Regions from separate parts of the Mus musculus genome. Here region 2 is linked to region 1. Evidence: chromatin loops called from intact Hi-C (ENCODE). Cell type or tissue: left cerebral cortex. All regions are shown on one strand. Each heading gives the region's core, and the rest is flanking DNA. Links, peaks and the distances in the headings are about the cores only.

What was found. Peaks named below come from ENCODE experiments on the same cell type or tissue, not always from the same donor. Only the 100,000 strongest peaks of a DNase experiment are listed, where the experiment ranks them.
Region 2: it touches region 1 in a loop (4-fold over the local background); 2 of 42 quality-filtered maps call a loop at or near these places.

The regions. Positions count from the first base shown.
Region 1 is chr11:32,636,618-32,646,625 of GRCm38, reverse strand. It overlaps Fbxw11 (F-box and WD-40 domain protein 11), which reads right to left and starts at 4,071. Exons shown (of 13, transcript NM_001271347.1): 1 at 3,691-4,071. The coding sequence starts at 3,735. In left cerebral cortex, for the core only: a CTCF peak has its summit at 4,282; DNase peaks (open chromatin) are centred at 2,460, 3,512 and 4,125; H3K4me3 peaks cover 2,724 bases; H3K27ac peaks cover 2,135 bases.
Region 2 is chr11:33,156,507-33,166,514 of GRCm38, reverse strand. It overlaps Npm1 (nucleophosmin 1), which reads left to right and starts at 3,309. Exons shown (of 11, transcript NM_008722.3): 1 at 3,309-3,593; 2 at 4,888-4,967; 3 at 5,290-5,409; 4 at 5,594-5,687; 5 at 6,075-6,181; 6 at 6,520-6,581; 7 at 9,467-9,524; 8 at 9,768-9,851. The coding sequence starts at 3,536. In left cerebral cortex, for the core only: no CTCF peak of the experiment used is centred there; DNase peaks (open chromatin) are centred at 3,296 and 4,123; H3K4me3 peaks cover 2,225 bases; H3K27ac peaks cover 1,265 bases.

The sequences.
Region 1 (10,008 bases), core at 940-8,939:
GACTGATAAGAAGAGAGAGGCATAAAGGACAGAGAGAAAGGACAAAGTGGGGAGACAGAGAATCTATGTAAGGTTCCTGTTAAGGTCAGTCCTAGAAACAGAATGCCAGGACAGAAGCACCTTTGGTAGACCAGGCCTCAAGTAGTCACAAAGGTAACAACTGGGTTTTGAAACTTCACTGTTCTGTCACCATCTTTCTCCTCCGACTATCCCCTAGGATAGCTAGGGACAGAAGCAAAGTGTATACTATACTAAATAGATGTAGTCTCTACTATTAACATTCCACAACCAATATGAAGTCATTTTCAAAAGAATATTTTAAAATATAACACAATAGGGTATGTTGATTATAATTGAAACCTGTCATAATGAAAAGCAGGTATCAACAATTTGGAAAAACTGTAGCTACATACCTTATAAATGACTCAAGTAACACTGCATATGCATAGACACAGTAAATCAGATCTAACAATGCAGGTCTAGGCACTACAACTTTTGTTAGTTTAGGTTTTTTGAGACAGGGTTTTTTGTTTGGTTGTTTGGGGGGGGGTTGTTTGTTTGTTTGGGTATTTTAGGACAAGCTGTGTAGCCCTGGCTGTCCTGGAACTCACTTTGTAGACCAGGCTGACCTCAAATTCACAGAGATTCACCTGTCTTTGCTTCCTGAGTACTGGGATTAAAAGCATGTACCACCATGCCTGGCACATTTTTTTTATTATTACATTTCTAAGAATCCTACATTAAATCCCTTTTATGTCTTCACTAGGTGACATCACTTCAATTTAATGGCAAATATCATCACACAAAATCTAAACACCCATCAGGATTTTACGGACGCTAACTAAGCATGTGCTCTGCCACTGAGGTGCACCCCGGCACTCAAAACAAAACTTTCTTAGTTATAAGCTTAGAAAACCAGTAAATGTGGACCAGAGTATTTCTTTAGTCATATGCTAGAAGACCACGCCTGGGGTTAGTTACACTGTATTTCTTCTAACTCTTGAAAAAGAAGACATTGTGTTTCAGTATGAAGAACTGGTCACTATGAAAGCAGATACACTGTTTATCTTTAAGAAGATGGAACATGTATGAAGACACTTTGCCAAAATAGAGGTCATTAAGATGGCTCAGCCAAACGCACTTGAACATACATGCCTAACAAAATGAGTTCAAGTCTCAGAACCTAAGTAAAAGCAGGAGAGAAACTTTACAAAGTTGTCCTCTGACCTCCTCCACATGCCCACTGTGGTGCATGTGTGAATTCTCAATAATACATAAACAACTTTTTTTTTAATTAGATATTTTCTTTATTTACATTTCAAATGCTATCCGGAAAGTTCCCTATACCCTCCTCCTGCCCTGCTCCCCTACCCACCCACTACCACTTCTTGGCCCTGGCATTCCCCTGTACTGGGGCACATAAAGTTTGCAAGACCTAGGGGCCTCTCTTCCCAGTGATGGCTGACTAGGCCATCTTCTGATACATATGCAGCAGAGACACGAGCTCTGGGGGTACTGCTTAGTTCATATTGTTGTTCTACCTATAGGGTTGCAGACCCCTTCAACTCCTTGGGTACTTTCTCTAGCTCCTCCACTGGGGGCCCTGTGTTCCATCCTATAGATGACTGTGAGCATCCACTTCTGTATTTGCCAGGCACTGGCATAGCCTCATACGAGACAGCTATAACAGGATCCCTTCAGCAAAATCTTGCTGGCATATGCAATAGTGTCTGGGTTTGGTGGCTGATTATGGGATGGATCCCCAGGAGGGGTGGTCTCTGGATAGTCCATCCTTTTGTCTTAGCTCCAAACTTTGTCTCTGTAACTCCTTTCATGGCTATTTTGTTCCCTATTAAACAACAACTTTTTAAAGATATTTTGTCGCCAGGCAGTGGTGGCACACGCCTTTAATCCCAGCACTTGGGAGGCAGAGGCAGGCGGATTTCTGAGTTGGTGGCCAGCCTGGTCTACAGAGTGAGTTCCAGGACAGCCAGGGCTACACAGAGAAATCCTGTCTCCAAAAACCAAAAACCAAAAAAAAAAAAAAAAAAAAAAAAAAAGGTATTTTGTTAAAATAACTATCAAAGTTTCCCAAACTGTTATAACCAACAATTCGATTCTGAAAATGGAAAAAAGTCCTCAGAACCTGAAGATAAAGTGACAGAATTCCTTTCAACACATACAACCAACCAGAAACTTCCAGGTTTAATTTTCAACAATCCAGTTCTGCACATTGTGCAGAGTCCAGCAGACATGAGACTCTGTATTTTATGCTACTATACTTCCATTTTAAAACGTGTACCTCAGCTCCCTGGATAACATCATCCACAGAAACCATGAGGCTATCCAACAGACTTTCAGTATCACCATTTATTATTTATAGCATTAAATGGGGGAAGTGGCTCTGATGTCACCAACCCTACCCAGTGGAATCACTGACTCAATAAGCGATTCACACTGGAGAAACTCTGACGAGGAAAACATCTTGCTAAGTTCAGCAGATCTTTCACCTTTTCTTAATACTGTGGAGCAGATACTAGTTGTTACTATATCAGTAGAGATACAAAGAAAACTATCAAGGTTTTCACAGGAAGAAGCCCTTTGTATGTTCATTTGCAGAGGCTGATTTCCTCCCCAACTCTCCTGGGCCCAGTTTGATTTCCCTCACGTTCAAACTGGCAGGTAATACCAGTCAGCCATACTTTATTTCTTCCGCCAATGAGCAAATCCTTCACTTTCCCAGACTCAGAGTCCTGTTTCCAAAAACCTTTCTAGCACCAAGTCTGAGGTCAGAAACGGGTTAGGGGTGTCCGGGGAGACCTGACCAGGCTGGCTACCAATGGTTCCTAACAGTACAGGGATCGCTGCTTATCCGTGGGCCAAGAAACCCCCCTCCCATTTTTTATTATTAAAATAAGAGAGGGTGGCAGTGATGAGCGCGACCTCTTCTCCCTCCCCTCTCATTTCCCAAATGATAAAAGTTATGGTTTCCCTTTCCTGGGGGATGGAATTCAAGAGTACCTAGGGCCTTGCTATACAAACATCCTTCACGGCAGGGTAGGAAACCCTTTGTCCAAGAAGCCTGACACCGCAGGGGCCCGGAAAATAGGCCCCTTATCCGGAACAGCCTCAGACTCGTAGGCACCCCCAACATCCCAGTCCAATGGGGCTATCCTGGCATCCATACAGCGGTAGCTTGGGGCGAGGGTGCTGAGACCCACCCCTACCACCCACCCCACCCCACCCCACCCCACCCCCCGCGCCTAGGTTATGGAGGCCGAAGCGGCTCCAACTGGTCTCGGACTCCCTTCCACCACCATCACCCTCAGCTTGAGCGAGGCTGGGAGGCGCGATGCAGGCCCGGCCAGAGGAATCCAGGGAAGGGAAAAAGAAATCCCCTTCTAAAAACAGAGTGTGATGGCAAGGCAAGAGTGAGCAGTGGCTCCGGCAGGAGCGAGGCTGGGGCGCCGGAGACTGGCCGGAGCCCGGCAAGGAGGGGGTTGGGGGAGCCGCGGGGAGTGGAGGCCGTGCCGGCCCAAGAGCGCGAAGCGTCAGCAACGAGCCATAGCAGGGGGGCGGCCGGGCCCAGGCGGCGGGGAACGAGGGCTGGCCTGGCGCGGACGCCGGGGTGGGCAGGCCCCCCGGCCGCCGGCCGGCCGGAAGAACTGAAGGCCAGTGGGCCGCACTCACCATGAGCTCGATGGTCTTGTCTTCAATCACCGAGTCGGGCTCCATGGCGGCCCCGGCGGCCCCGCCTCGCTCTCTCCGCTCAGCAGCGATCGGCCCGGGCGGAGGAGGCGGTGGCGGCGGCGGCGGTGGAGGCAGCTCTCGCACCCACTCTAGCTGCCAGCCCGCCCGGGCCGCCCGCAGCTCCGCCCTCACCCTCGGCCGACGCAGGACGCACAGCGAAGACTACAACTCCCGGCAGCCGCGGCGGCTCGCGCAGCTTTGTGGGAGCAAGAAGCCGCTTGGTCCAATCTGCCGGCTTCTGCCACCGGAGAGAGCACCTAGGGGAGCGCAGGGCTGTGAGTGCCGGACGTGCAGAGCTGGAGTATCTAGGGCTTGCTCGCGATAGGGCCTCGCGAGCGCCGCGACTACTTGTCCCAGAAATCCTCGCGCGCGAGGTCTTCTTCCGGTTGGTCGTTCCTGACTTCCTGGCAGCCCGTAGCCGCACGGACCTGGACGGAAACTCCGAGGCAACTCCTCACTTGTCGGAGATCTTTGCAGTGCGAGCGAGCGATCTCCGCACATGCGCAGTGGGTGTCTGCGGTGCCCACTAGTCGTCTAGGCTGCAGCGCTGCCGTTCCGTGTGTGTTGCATTTGGTAGGGACAGATGGTGGAGACAGGTGGGTCCCAGGTTGCACTAGGAAGTGTGGGAGGGGGCCCGCGAGGTCGAAGACACAATTAAAGGAAGATGGGCATCTAAGAGTTTGGAGACTGAGCTGGGAAAGCGGTGTGTGGAGATCTGCCACACTGACTGGGAGGAGCTGAGCCATGAGAAAGAAGCTATACATTTTGAAGACACTTTTTTTTTTTTCCGAGACAGGGTTTCTCTGTATACCTGGCTGTCCTGGAACTCACTTTGTAGACCAGGCTGTCCTCGAACTCAGAAATCTGCCTGCCTCCACCTCCTCAAAGGCGTGCGCCACCACCGCCCGGCCGAAGACACTTATTTTTAAGCATTCAGTTTCTACTAGTACTGCCCTAAGCACTGGGAATGACCGGAGAGACCTCTGTTCTTATTCAGCTTAATTCTAGTGGGAAGACAGCAGACATTGACTAAGAGTTAGAAATGATATGAAGAAACGCATCTAGAGACTTCAGAGAACCTCTAACTCCTTGTGACTTCCAAGTCTGTCAATACCCTCGAACCAAAAGCCCCCAGGAACACGCTGATAGTTGAACAAGGTGGGTTTTTTCCTAGCTGAAGTAGAAATGAACATACACCATGATGAAGCAGGGACGTCTCAGTAAGAGACCTTAGGTAATGTAGAAAAGGATTTGAAGGGGCTTTGGAGCAGATACTGCCGGGAAGTGGGGGTATAAGACTGGGCACCTCAGCCTTATCTATGGGAAGTTATATTAGATTAAAACTAATCCAGTAATTGTTGACAGCCTCTCCTGTTAGCCAGATTCAAGTGTTTAGTCTTGTAGCTGTGTTTCAGGGACTTGGACAATGTCCATGTTTTATCTGTGTTCACAAATGATTATGGGGTGGTCTTGTTTTTGTCTTGATCCATAAGCTAAGGCCACAGAATGGCCTTGTCTAATGTTGACGGACTGTTAAGTTGTTTATGTTTACAGGAGACCTGGCAGTCAGAGCTGTTATAAAGTGTCTCAAGGGCCTGGCTCATTGTACCCAGCCCACTTCACAGTAGCAGTGCCTGCTTGCCTGCTTCTCAAGTTTGTTTCAATTCTTTGCCCCTGTAAAGAGGATGACTTAGTACTCTAACGATTCCCAGGGAGCAAGGCATTACAGTAATCTGTATACATCCACATCACAGTGTAAATCCCCTGCAGATAGACTTTGAATCTTTATCTAGTGGCTTTCACCAAGAGATTGAAAGAAAAGCAACTGGGAAAAGCCCAGAATTGGAGTTACTGCCAATACCTTGCTGTCTGGTTTTCCCCAAACTCTCTTCCCTTTCTGGACTTGGGACAGTCAGAAGTGTAATGAGGAGGTTAGGTTAAATGACCTTTGTTTCAGTTACCTATTGTGACATAACCATCCATTCCAAGGCGTGGTGGCTTAGAATAACAATGGCTTATTATCTTATACAATTACGTAAATTAAGCAAGCTCATCTGGACCAATGTGATATATATATCAGCTGAGGTTACACATGGGGCCTCCCAAGCTTCTGGAGGGTGGCTCAAAAAAGGGCAAGAGCCATCAGCAGATGCTTATCAAGGTCTGACTGCCGCATCAGTCAAAGCAAGTCCAAGCCCATATCGAGTGTGGGAAGTTCTATGGATACTGAAAGACTAGTCTATTAGGCTTCACCAATGCAGCCAAGACCTTGAAAATGCCAGGACCTTTCATACACTATAGCATGTAGGGGCCACAGGATGAGTATGAACCTCCCATGTGTTTGTCTAGCCTAGACTACCACATTCCTTGTTTTAAAAATCTTCACATGTTGAGTGTGGTAGTACACGCCTTTAATCCTTGCACTCAGGAGGCAGAGGCAAGTGGAGCTCTGTGAATTGAAGGCCAACCTGATCTGCAAAAGGAGTTCTAGGACAGCCAGGGCAGTTAACCAGAGAGAAACCGTGTCACCAAAAAACAAAACAAAACAAACAACACACACACACACAAAAAAAAAACCCTCTGGCATATCCATAACCTGAAGGTCCTGGGTTCAACCCATAGCACTGCCAAAATTAATCAGTTAGAAGTTTCACACTTTTGGAGGACTAAAGAGATGGACTCAATGGCTAAGAGTGCTCCTGGAGACCTGAGTTCAATTCCCAGTACCCACACTAGGAAGCTCACAGCTGCCTGGAACTCCAGTTCTGGAAGAACTGATGCTCTCTGGTAGTCTCCGCAGGCACACCTGTGCACATACCTCAACACACACAGAGTTAAAAAATAAACCTTAAGGCCGGGTAGTGGTATCGCACGCCTTTACTCCCAGCACTTTTGAGGCAGAGGCAGGCAGATTTCTGAGTTTGAGGCCAGCCTGGTCTACAGAGGGAGTTCCAGGACAGCCAGAGATACACAGAGAAACCCTGTCTCGAAAAAAACAAACAAACAAATCTTAACTTTACATTTTAATTTTAATTTCTCTGACTTTTAGATCTATATGATGACAGTACTCAGTGGCTCAGCATCCTCTACCTTCCTTTCAGAAAGTGTCTCTATATAAGTAAGCTTCCACCATTCCCATTACTCCTTGAACTCAGTCCATTTTTTTTTTGCTGCTGTATTGAATATGTGAGAATAGATGACGTGTAAAGAAACTAAAGCTGGGCAGTGTCAGTGCACCCTTTAATCCTAGCACGTAGGAGACAGAAGTAGGCCAAGCTCTGTGAATTCAAGTGAGTTTCAAGATAGCCGAGGCTACACAGAGAAACTCTGTCTAAGGGGGGAAAGAAAGAAAAAGGAAACTGGTTTAGTTCATGGTAAGAGCAAGGTGCCAGCATCTGCTTGCCAGTGCCTTCCCTAGGTCATTGCAGGCAGTGGTCATCACATGGCAAGATGCTATAGCAAGCTAACCAGAGAAAGCTCACTCCATAGCCATGCAACTCCCTTATTAGCCCATTAATCTATGAAGGGGTTAAATGACTGATGAGAGTAAAATGACCTAACCCTCACAATGGGGACTCGTTTCAACCAAAGCTTTGGTGCCACATTCACACCATAGCAATCTGCATGCTTCTCATTTGAATGCTAAATCCCTGGGGATATCTGAGTTTGCAACCCCTGGCATCAAAAAAGCTCACAGTTTCCGTCCTTTAATTAAAATCATATGCCTCATGAAAAGAAAAAGAAAACTAAAATTATTGGCTTGGATTCCAAACGCTCAAAGAGATTTTTAAAAAGCATGTTTATGACAGAAGACTTACATAAGCTGAGCCAAGGCTGACCTCCTTGCTCTGACCTCTTAGAAAGAACCCGGGTGTGCAGGGATTCTTATTGCTTCAGGCTTGGTGCTAGCTGGTGATCAGATCTGATCATAGACAAAGGCCGAAGAAAGTCATAAGGCAGTTTCTGTCCAGAGCTTCAGACAGCTCTGGGCCAAGGTTTACAAGGCGTGCTGACAGTGAAGAGGTGTGGACCAATGACCCTCAACATGATGATGAGGTCTCGCTAGACATCGGAGTGTGGACCTCAGATGACCATGCCAGGAGGTGCATACCACACATAGTCAGATGTATTCATTTATCTGCAGTAACCTATATGTGTGCCTGTTAGCAGTTGGCTCCAAGCCCACACACCTTGCCGTCCTTTGAGATGCTGGAGCATGCAGACTGTGCTTAACTTCATGAGCAGAGATCACAGGTGTGGCAAAATGAAGGGGCTCCTGGTCCTGCCTCTGTTGTACCTTCTTTCCTATTGCTTTGGTGACCCAAGCAGCAAATGTACTACAGACTGCCTCACAGCGTTCATTCCACCCCACTCTGTGTGTGTATGAAGGGCTGGGGTGTCTGTCTGCCTGCCTGCCTGTCTGAATGATGTGTGTTCATTCTCTTCCTCTGTGTGTGATGTAGTATACAAAATAAATTAAAGACCACTCAGCCCCTTCCCCCTCTGAAGGGACTTTCCAAACTATACTAGCAGGCCAAGTGCAGAGCCAGATAAGGAAGCTGGCCAACTAAACAATGCTGAAAAAAAAAACAAAACAAAAAAACAAAAAACATAAGGGCAGGCAGAGTAAGGGACTAAGCCAAAGGTATGCAAACCCTATGCAAACCAACCAATGTCTGAAAGGGTTACTTGCTACACCAATTAGAATAAGCCAGCTATCCCTGTTGCCTAAATCTGCCCCTTACAAGGTATAAAAAGTGTGTTCTTTGTTTGTTTGGGGTCTCTCCTCTTGCCTGTGTGCTGAAGGGGGTCCTCAACGTGTTGGATCAATAAAAAAAAAGATGTCTTACGGTTTGCAGTGATGTGGGTCTCTGTGGCCTTTGTGAGTGAGGGTCAATATCAGCACCACCACCCCCAGCTGAAGTGATCTGTTCAGTGCACCTCAGTATGTCACCAGCTTCCCAGCTACGCTTTGTATTTTTTCAACAGAGAACAGAGCTTGCTACTCTTGGATTCCTGACCCTCAGAGACTTTATGAGGTCATGTTTGTTCTTTCCAGACTGTTATGAAGTAGATGTCACATAGTGCAGATAGCTGGGGGTCATGGGAGCCAGCTCATCTAAACAGTCAACTCCATGAGATCACTTACAATCTAACACAAAGTCTTGATACAATTTATGTCTTTCTCTTTTTTGTATATTTTTATTTATCCGTTCTGTATGTGTTATATATACATGCTTAAATAAAATAAAATGGGTAAATAAAATAAATGGGTTTCCCTAATACCTACAGTTTTTAAAGCCTTTTAGGTCAGTGTGGTAGCACATACCTACACTTAGTTACCTTGGAGGCTGAGGCAGAAGTTCCATGCCAGCCTAAGCAACATAGTGAGATCCCTATCTCAAAAAGGATCGAAAAGAAGCCAGGCAGTGGTGGCGCACGCCTTTGATCCCAGCACTTGGGAGGCAGAGGCAGATTTCTGAGTTTGAGGCCAGCCTGGTCTACAGAGTGAGTTTCAGGACAGCCAGGGCTACATAAAAAAAAAAAAAAAAAAAAAAAAAACCCTGTCTCGAAAAATCAAAATCAAAACAAAACAAAAAAGAACACAAGAAGAAAAGAAAATACCCATCCTTCCACCAGTCAAATGGTTTCTAGTTTTTGTTGTCAGCCACATCAGAGGAGGACAGAACTGAGACTGAAAGAGACTTACTAAGAGTACCTGGATATGGCAGGCCCACGTTCCAAGAGTTCCAGCTGTGTAGAAAACAGGCAGGAAGACTGCATGAGCCCCGGAGCCTGACACCAGCCAAGGCACCACAGCACAATCCCATCCAGGAGGACTGACCGCAGGGCTGCTGAGACTGCTCAGCAGTTAAGAGCTCTGGCTGTTTTTCCAGATGACCCGGGCTCAATCCCCAGCACCCACATGACCAATTATAATTGCAATTCAAATTCTTCAGGTGCACAGACATACATGCAGCCACATCACCTATACACATGAAATTTAAAAATTAAATGAAAAAAGGCAAAAATAGTAATTTTGCTGGTAGGTTGCTATGTTTGTTTCTTGTTCTAAGATGTGGTAGAAGCTTTTAGTTTGGAAAGGAAAAGGTTACTCCTAAAGGAAAGCAGATTAGAAATAAAAAATTTTAAAAAAAGAAAAAAAAAAGGAAAGCAGATTTTGTATTAACAAATGCGCTCTTCAAAGCTGGTCTTAGTTCTCTGGACTGGCACCTGAGGACCCAGTGAGAGTTATAA
Region 2 (10,008 bases), core at 1,117-9,116, 520 kb before region 1:
GTAGGGGGTCTTTTAACAGTTAGCTGAGGAATTGGGAGTACCGCTCTTCTCTGGCAGCAGAGGTGGTGGTGGTGGTGGGGGGTAGGGGTGTGTGTGTGTGTGTGTGTGGGGGGGGTGTCCTTGGCACAGGGAGCCAGGCAATTGCCTGGCTAGGCCTTTTTTTTTTTTTTTTTTTTTTTTTACAATTATCGCATCTCTGATTGTAAGGTATTGAAACAAATAAAGTTTTTTGCTGGCTATAGAGAACAAAGAGCTTCTTTCTGACTGTATTTTTAGAGATCAGGGAAAACAAGCTTGGGGGAATGTTTTAGGGGCTTTACCTTTCAGGGAGAAACACTTTAAATCGGGGTCTCACAGTACTACATATGGATACCTGTCTCAATAGCCATGGAGGAGGGCAAGAAGGACACATTGCAGAGAGAACAAATATAGAAATGCAGGCTGGAGATGTGGGTCAATGGTAGAGCAGTGCTTGTCCAACACTCAGGGTCCTGGGATTAATACTCACTGCAGGAAAAAATGAATCAAAACCAAAGCAAACCACAAGCAAAACCTCCAAATCAAACTTCCTGCTTGAAAACAACAACAACAACAACCACCCCCATACAAACTCTGGAGATAATATAGTAACTTTAAACTATTGAAAGAAAAGGTTTTGTTTTTGTTTTTCAATACAGGGTTTCTCTATATAGCCCTGGCTGTCCTGGAACTCACTCTGTAGACCAGGCTGGCCTTGAACTCAGAAATCCGCCTGCCTCTGCCTCCCAAGTGCTAGGATTAAAGGCGTGTGCCACCACTGCCTGGCCTGTTTGTTTATTTAAGACACTTTTTTTTTGTTTTTGTTTTTTTTGGTTAAGCGCAGGTATGTGGGCTGCGACATTAAAAGTATGGTCCGGGGCTGGAGAGATGCTTCAGTGGTTAAGAGCACTGACTGATCTTATGAAGGTCCTGAGTTCAAATCCCAGCAACCACATGGTGGCTTACAACCATCTGTAATGACATCTGACACCTTCTACTGGTGTGTCTGAAGACAGCTACAGTGTACTTACATATAAATAATAAATAAATCTTAAAAAAAAAAGTACGGTCCATCAAAATGGTATACTGTTAGACACAATTAAGCTTCCAGGACGAGATGTTTGTTTTTTGTTTTGTTTTGGTTTGTTTTTTTCGAGACAGGGTTTCTCTGTGTAGCCCTGGCTGTCCTGGAACTCACTCTGTAGACCCGGCTGTCCTTGAACTCAGAAATCTGCCTGCCTCTGCCTCCCGAGTACTGGGATTAAAGGTGTGTGCTACAACCACCACAGCAGGATCTTGAAATGGAGATTTCTCAAATGGCTTTCTTTTCCTATATCTTTATCTAAGAGAAACTTTATCTAAGTTTCTCTTATAGGATACCTTCTTGGCTACTGTCTACAGATATACCCAGAAGCTCATGGGGTATTTCTCTTTTCAGTTTATTTTTAATTGATGTAAAGTGTATCTATCTATTTATGATGTATGGCGTACTTGGGAATATGTATAATGCATTGAATGGCCTAATCAATGTGAGTCTGGACATTTCTTCTCATATATCTGTAGTCATGTGGTGTAGTATGAAATACAGTTGTATAGTTGTCACTTGGTATCCACAAGAGATCAGCTAATTCCAGGATGATTCGTGCCCACACCCAAATATGCAGATGGGAAGATGTGTATTAAATAGCATGCTGTGTGTGTGTGGAGACAACTGTTGAAGCTGGGCATTGGCCATAGGATTCTGTTTTTATGTTTTAAAGCATGCTAAAAACTAATAAAAGCATGGAATAAAAAAAAAAAAAAGATAGTATTTTGTTGTAAGGTAATATACACAGCTCTTACTCATTGTACCTAAGCATGTGGCATCATTCAGTGACAACTAAGGCACCTAAAGTTTCGGGGAGGCAGGAAGAACTGAGTCTCTGTGTAGTCCTGCCTATCCTGGAACTTGCTCTGTAGACCACTGGTCTTGAACTCCTGATCCACTTGCCTGTGCCTCCAGAGTGCTGGGATTAAACCAGCATGAGCTGCATTTAAATAAGCTTCAGAATCCAGAAACAATCAAACTGTCTGGCTTGCACAGGCTCAAGGGGTATCAATGCTTCCTCCTGCACCTTCTCAGTTTGGATGGTCAAATTCTGTTCACCCGTTCTTTCCCACACTATACCCAGTCTATCTCTGTTTATTTTATTATTATTATTATTTTGGTTTTTCGAGACAGGGTTTCTCTGTATAGCCCTGGCTATCCTGGAACTCACTCTGTAGACCAGGTTGGCCTCGAACTCAGAAATCCGCCTGCCTCTGCCTCCCGCAAACTGGGATTAAAGGCGTGCGCCACCACGCCCGACTTTTTTTTTTTTTTTCTCTGTTTATTTACACACACAATTCTTCCAAGTTTCATGATTTTTTCCTTATAGTTGCAAACTGAAATTCACATATTGACAGATATCTCCGAATTTAGGATTTGATACGTAATGGGCTCACATGCATTTATATCTGACACGTCTCTGGAGTCTACAAACATTGGTACCATTATCTACATTCCTCCCCCAAATTCTTAAATATGCTAGCTCCATGTTGAGATAAAAAGATTAGGGCCGCTGTCAGAAAGCACCCAACGCTGAGGGATGTTCGTCAGGATTCATTTTAAAGCGCTAATTCCCAGCCGAAGATTCGTATTAAGGCTCATGAATTTCTAAAAAAGCGATAGGCCTTCATTTGGAATGATGAAGACGGCCTGCGTTTTCTCAGTTCTGCACGCTCTAAAGTTTTAGAAAGATGCTCTTTGGAGGCGACTGACTGGGTTTCTCTTTGGTCCCCAAATGACATAAAGCTGATAATTTTCGTTTTGAAAATGCTGCCTCAGAAAAGAGGTGCAAAAGCATGGCTGCGGGGAAAGTAGCCTAGATCCAGCCACTCCGCCCTGGGCTCCTGAAGCTACGTGAAAACGAAGAGCAAGCCTTCGAGCAAGCCAAATCCTGAGGTGATTATGCTTGTTCCAGGCCTACGGGGAACGGAGGGTGGAGAAAAGAGACGCTCTGTGGTTCCCTGGCTGCAGCCGCCATCTTTCAGGGTGGGCTGCGCACGCTCTCGGCCCTGGGCCCGCGAGCACGAGCGGAGAAGACGTGGAAGCCCTGAAAACCCAGAGCGAGGCCACAAAGAGAAAACGCGCCTGCGCTTGGGCGACAGTAGTGGAGGGACGGGGCCAGAGACGAACGCGCGTGCGCAGTGAGAGCCCGCCAAGCACCTGGAGGAGGAGGGGGGCGAGGTACCTAGGCGTGAGGATGAAAGGCGCACGCGCAAAAGCGCGACTGTGCGGGGAGTGGGAGGGATCCAGAGGAGGCTCGCGGAGGCAGGACTAGCGCAGATCTCGCGAGATCTCCTGCGACCATATATACGTGCGGAGAGCCCGCGTCCTTTCCTTGGCGTGATTCCGTCCTGCGCGTCTGTTCTGTGGAACAGGAGGCAGTTGTTTTCCGTCCGGCTTCTCCCACACCGAAGTGCGCGCCTCCACCTCATGGAAGACTCGATGGATATGGACATGAGTCCTCTTAGGCCTCAGAACTACCTTTTCGGTAACTGACTGGAGGGGGAAGCGTGTGCAGGGCCTGGTGATGGGGGGGGGGGCGGGAGCCCAGCCGAGGCCTGGCGTGTGGGGAACGCGGCGTAGGTGGAGGCCGGAGAGCAAGGAGGAATCTCCCAGGCCTTAGAAGCAGCGGCCTGAACACTAGGAAAGCCGCCGGAAAATGGGGCGGGAGCGGCCCAGCCTGTAGCCTCGGGTGTTAGGAGCGGCCGGCCGGCCGGCGAGGGTGCGACCTTGCCTGTGGCGCGAACTTGAGAGGCGTTTCTCCTGTGCACGAAAGCCCGCACGGTCGCTTCCGAGCTCCTTTTTTTCCTCTTGTGTTGAGCCACGGCAGGCGGCACGGGAGAAAGGGGCCTGTGGAGCGAGGCGAGGCCTACCTCCGCCCTGTTGGGGAGGATACATCTGCAGGCGCTGGGCTTTCCAGGGGCCGCATCTTGTATTCTGTGGCGACCGAGGGCTTCGCCCAGTAACGGGGAATGGTCCGAGCAGGCGCCCTGAGGCAGAAGGGGCAGCAACCCCTAGGAGCACGTGGTTGCCACGTGGTTGGGGGTTAGGGAGGGGGTGTGGGCTCTACATCCGGGCTCTCCGACTCTAGCCAACCTTCAGCCGTGGGATCTTGTGGCTTAGTTAAAAGTTCTGGGAGGGAAATGTTTATTTCATAGCCCGTGGCGTATGGGTTTTTGAGATCTTTGTTCATATCTTTCAGTATCCACAGTGATGGAGCCCCCCCTTTTTAATTTGCCTCTGGTAGGCGGAGTCAGCATCACGTTGCAGATAGCTGTACTGATGGCCCACGTGGCTTAATGTTAGGAGTACCCTTAAATCATCTACCTGGCTCTATCTAGAACTACTTTTTCTTGGGGTGGGGAGAGGGAAGGATCTGTTGAACAGACAAGATTCGCTTTAGCATCAAGGCTTTTGGGGATCACATCTATAGTCTTGCTGCCTACCCTACACCCAGTTTTTGTTTAAAAGAATCAGTTTGTTTTTCAGTGATTCACGTTTTAGCTTTTTAACAGTCCTGAGATTAAAGGAACAGTGAACTCTGCCACTCGTTCATTAATTCTAGTAGTGTTTATACCGATTTCACCATACTACTTTAAAGAGACTCATTAAGTCTACTGTGGAAACCAGCAATGTTGCCTCAATGTAGTTAGTACTATGAGAAAATTAAAGATTTTTTTTTTTAATGTTTCATTTGAGTTGATTTCACAGAACTTTAGGCTTTGGGTTTTGATGTAAGTATCATTGCTAGGTTTGCTTTCTTGTTTTTGTCTTACATACAGGCTGTGAACTAAAGGCTGACAAAGACTATCACTTTAAAGTGGATAATGATGAAAATGAGCACCAGTTGTCATTAAGAACGGTATGTAAGCTCTGAAACTTAAAAACATTTCAGACATTTCCTACTGATGAACTAGGAGTTTAATCCCAGAAAAGATAGGGGATCTTTGTCACTTGTAATTTTGTATAGCTTGGTCACTCCAAGGTGCTAGATAGGTGCTTTGTAGAACAGTGCTTGTTTTTAATCTGCCAGCTTTATTCATTTAAAGGAACAGTTGTGTATATGGTAATTCTGTTGTGAAACGCTTCAATTCTAATTCTAATGGTGAGATGACTAGTTTTCTTTTCGTCAGTAGTGGTGAAAAGCCACTTTAAAAGTTTCTTTGAAACATTTTTATTCACAGGTCAGTTTAGGAGCAGGGGCAAAAGATGAGTTACACATCGTAGAGGCAGAAGCAATGAACTATGAAGGCAGTCCAATTAAAGTAACACTGGCAACTTTGAAAATGTCTGTACAACCAACAGTAAGTACATTTCTAAATTTTGGATTTCATGTTGGTTCAGGTCTCTTGCGTCATTTGGGGTCAGTGTCATTTAGGTTTTGCAAAGACGTATCTTTTACCAAGATTATTTCTGCTGCTATTATAAATAGGTTTATTTCATTGTAGAACTTGCTGGTAATATCTGTTGTAAAACTCTTATTTTTAGGTTTCCCTAGGGGGCTTTGAAATTACACCACCTGTGGTCTTACGGTTGAAGTGTGGTTCAGGGCCTGTGCACATTAGTGGACAGCATCTAGTAGGTAGGTTTTTTTTTGTCATAGTTTTCAATATAGGCTAGCTTTTTTAATATTTTAAACATTTGTATCTTTGCACATCTGCCATGGAATGCTTGTCCTGGTCAGACAAGACAATTTCCCTAGCATCTTTAATTGCTATCACATGAGTTCTGGGGATCAATCTAACACGACGAATGTGTTTGGTTGGGTTCAGCTATTCAGGACCCTATGACCAATGAGGCTATCTTTCAATCTAGACTTCCATTTGGACTGTCGTAGTTCTACAAAGACCTGATTTCTGTCTTTAAAATACAGTAAATCTTTTCTGTTCATTTGCTACCTTTAATGGAATCTTAAAAATGCTATGGGTTACTTGTTCTTGTCGAGTTAGTATGTCTAATTCTATTTTAGCTGTAGAGGAAGATGCAGAGTCTGAAGATGAAGATGAGGAGGACGTAAAACTCTTAGGCATGTCTGGAAAGCGATCTGCTCCTGGAGGTGGTAACAAGGTTCCACAGGTAAAGAAAGGAAAGATCTTTTTGTTTGTTTTTTGTTTTTCAAGACAGGGTTTCTCTGTGTAGCCCTGGGTGTCCTGGAACTCACTTTGTAGAACAGGCTGGCCTTGAACTCAGAAATCCACCTGCCTCTGCCTCCCGAGCACTGGGGTTAAAGGTGTGTGCCAGGAAAGAGTTTTAAAAAGTATTTCTGGCTGGGGGTGGTCTACAAAGTGAGTTCCAGGACACCCAGGGCTACACAGAGAAACATTGGTATCGAAAAAAAAAAACAAAATTTCTGGCATTTACTTTGGCTAATCACCAAAATTTCTCTTGCTAATGGATGCATATTATTCTTTCAGAAAAAAGTAAAACTTGATGAAGATGATGAGGACGATGATGAGGACGATGAGGATGATGAGGAGTAAGTATAAGTACTATGATCTCAAAAACTTGATCTTACAGGTACTTGTAAGGGTTTAGGAGGATTGACTTGCCAGTGGTTGATGTTTGAAAGTAAAAGATTTTGACCTATGATTCCATGTTTGCCTTACAAACAAGCTATTTATTGTATGTGGGACATTGATGGGGGGGTTGAATTAATTTATTTTTTTGAGACAGGGTTTCTCTGTGTAGCCCTGGCTGTCCTGGAACTCACTCTGTAGTTCAGGCTGGCCTGGAACTCGGAAATCTGCCTGCCTCTGCCTCCCAAGTGTGTGCGCCACTGTGCCCGGCTGGGACATTGATTTTTCTTGGGAGTTATTGTTAGGAGTAAGATTTTATGTGTTCAATATAAGTAACAGCTAGATGGGAAGTATGGAATTCGTTAAAAATATTTTTATTACATATTTTCCTCAATTACATTTCCAATGCTATCCCAAAAGTCCCCCATACCCTCCCCCCGAAGTATGGAATTATTATTTGTAGTCTTATATTTGTTACCTTCCTGTCTTATAGAAGTTCTGGAATTGGTCAAGTATATTCTGAGCTAAGATAACTGTTCAAAGCAAACTTGGGAACTAGTCTTCATTATATTGATTACTGTATTCATAGTGGGGACATAGTAAGGGACAAATAATAGTCTTGAGGTTATCAGGGTTAGTAGTTCTTCTGGTGTGATAATGGTTCATCATACAGAGATGATGCCCACGAGAATAAAATGATAGCTGAAGATTATTTACTATTTAAGTTGGAGAGTTTAATCACATTGCCAGAAAGTTCTGGATCAAAGAATGCAAAGAGGCTTTAAACACATACTCTGTATACAAGCCTATGGATTAAAGTCCTGGATCAGATAATTCAAATTGTTTGATTTCAAGATTGACTTTATATATTTCATTGTATATAGTTTAACAATGTTTGGGGAGTAGCCAGGCAGTGGTGTCGCATGCACTTGGGAGGCAGAGGCAGGTTGATTTCTGTGTTCGAGGCCAGCCTGGTCTACAGTGAGTTCCAGGACAGCCAGGGCTACACAGAGAAACCCTGTCGAAAAACCAAAAAAAATTGGGGAGTAGAACAGATGAGTGGGTTATATTGCAAATAATGACATTTATGCAGAGATTTTTTTGACTATTTTGCCATTTAAGAGCTTAGAAGATAACCCTGAGGAATGTTGTTAGAACTAAGTATTGAATGCTGCTGTACTAAAGGACAGATATATGTGGTCTCATAAGATGGTATTGCCTTTTGGTTTTATTAGACATTTTTATTTACATTTCAAATATCCCCTTTTCTAGTTTCCCCTCTGAAAACCCCCTATCCCCCTCTCCATGCTCACCAACACCCATTCCTGCTTCCTGGCCCTGGCATTCCTCTATACTGGGGCATAAAACCACCAGCATCAAGGGCCTTTTTAATCTTAAGGATAAAATCATTGGAATAGTGTTTTGGTGGTATGACTGATACTACTACATGGTTTAGGATAGAAGAAAAGAGTAGTTTTATAGAAATTAGTATTGTTTCTGGTACCAAGCATCTACATGGATTGGGTGTAAGGTAAGGTCATTTTTATACTAACCTGTAGTGTTAAATTACCAAAACCACTGGATTTACATGTAGCAGATCCTAACAAGAGAGAATCTCCCCACTGAAAAGGTAATTTACATGAAGTTCAAACTTTTGACTTTAACACTAGTGTGGAAAATGTAGTCACTGTTGGTGATTTTGCTTACAGACTTTGTATGAGCAATTGGACATTATATACTTAGGTATAGACATGGAGATGTTTCAGTGGCCATACTGAATGTGATTTGCCCCCTTCTAAAAAATCACAGTATGCCTGAAGAACATTTTGTATTCCTCTTAAAGCAAGTGCCATGTGACTTTATATCATAATCTCAGCTCTAAATTGGAAGTGAGAAGCAGCACCCTTTTTTGAGCTAGGACGTTACACTAAGTATTTGGAGGTGGACTGTTGTTAATTTCAATCTGGCAGCTTAATTCCAGTGCCACATATATATGTCTTTAGGAGGAGCCAATAAAGTTAGCCTTGTCAAACACTGCACATAACACATTGGAATGAAGTGTAAGCAGAAGCATCTTTACAGTAAGACAGGTAGAATCAACAAATGTAGTAAAATTTTTACTATAGAATTTTTGATCAATCTTTGGCTACATTTAAATTATTTGAGTATTTTGCAACATTTCATCACCACCATTTCGGTCTGGCTTTGATTTTTGACAGAATTGATCCCTATAGTTTTTAAGGGCTGAAAAGTCATGTGCATGTGTCATTGACTGTAGGTATTTGGGGTTGCTGTCACCACCTTGTGGGAGTTCTTCCTAAATTTACCTCTTGAAGAGTAATGTGTGAAGCAGTATCTTTGTTTGGTTTATTCCCTAGGTGACTAACAGTCTTACATGTTTACTGACCATATGTTTGGGGAGAAATGGTCTGTTCAAATTTCTTGCATAAGTAATTAGTATCTTTGCTCTAGTTACTGGGATATGTAAAAGTTAATCCCTACACTGCAGAGGAGAGGACACTAAAGGCATATATGTACTAACACCTGGCTAAATGTTAACTCTAAAAAGCCTAGTTTCTTTATGGTTTGGTACAAAGCTGATTTGGTTGAAGCTATTTATTTACTAATAACATTGCAAAATTAATCAACTACACAACCCTTTGAAACAATACTCTCAAGTATTATATAAAAATGTTTGTTAGGTTTCTTAAGTATTGATCCATTCAAATACTGGTGCAAATTCACTTTTATTAACAATTGTGCTACAGTGGATGAATATGGTTTAGTTCTTTTGTAAAATTGACTAAAAATTTAAGTTCTGTGTGTTGGCTTATTTCATTTATAGTGATGATGATGATGATTTTGATGAAGAGGAAACTGAAGAAAAGGTCCCAGTGAAGAAAGTGAGTACATGAGATACTATGAGGTTTATCATGGGTAGCTAGTAAAAGGATGGGAATTTCTTAGTGCTAGTAGTAAAAACTGGCTGAATTGATCTTAAAAATTGGTTCTGAGCTAAACAGGAAAATTTGAGAACGCTATCTGTATGTGAGTTACAATTTATTAGTTTGTTTTAGGACAGTTTAATCTGAGTTGATCTCTACTCTGGAGAGGGCATATGGATTAAGGCCATTTTCTACTTGCAGTCTGTACGAGATACCCCAGCCAAAAATGCACAAAAATCAAACCAAAATGGAAAAGACTTAAAACCATCAACACCGAGATCAAAGGTAAGTACCCAACAACAGACCTACTAAATTCAGTGCCTAAAAAAACTTTGTGCTTTGTGGTACTTAACCTTGCCTACATAATAGACTATAGTGCACACTAAGATAGCCCAATACATAAATTTGTGAAGTGTGTCATGTTCTGTGGTGGATTCCAAGG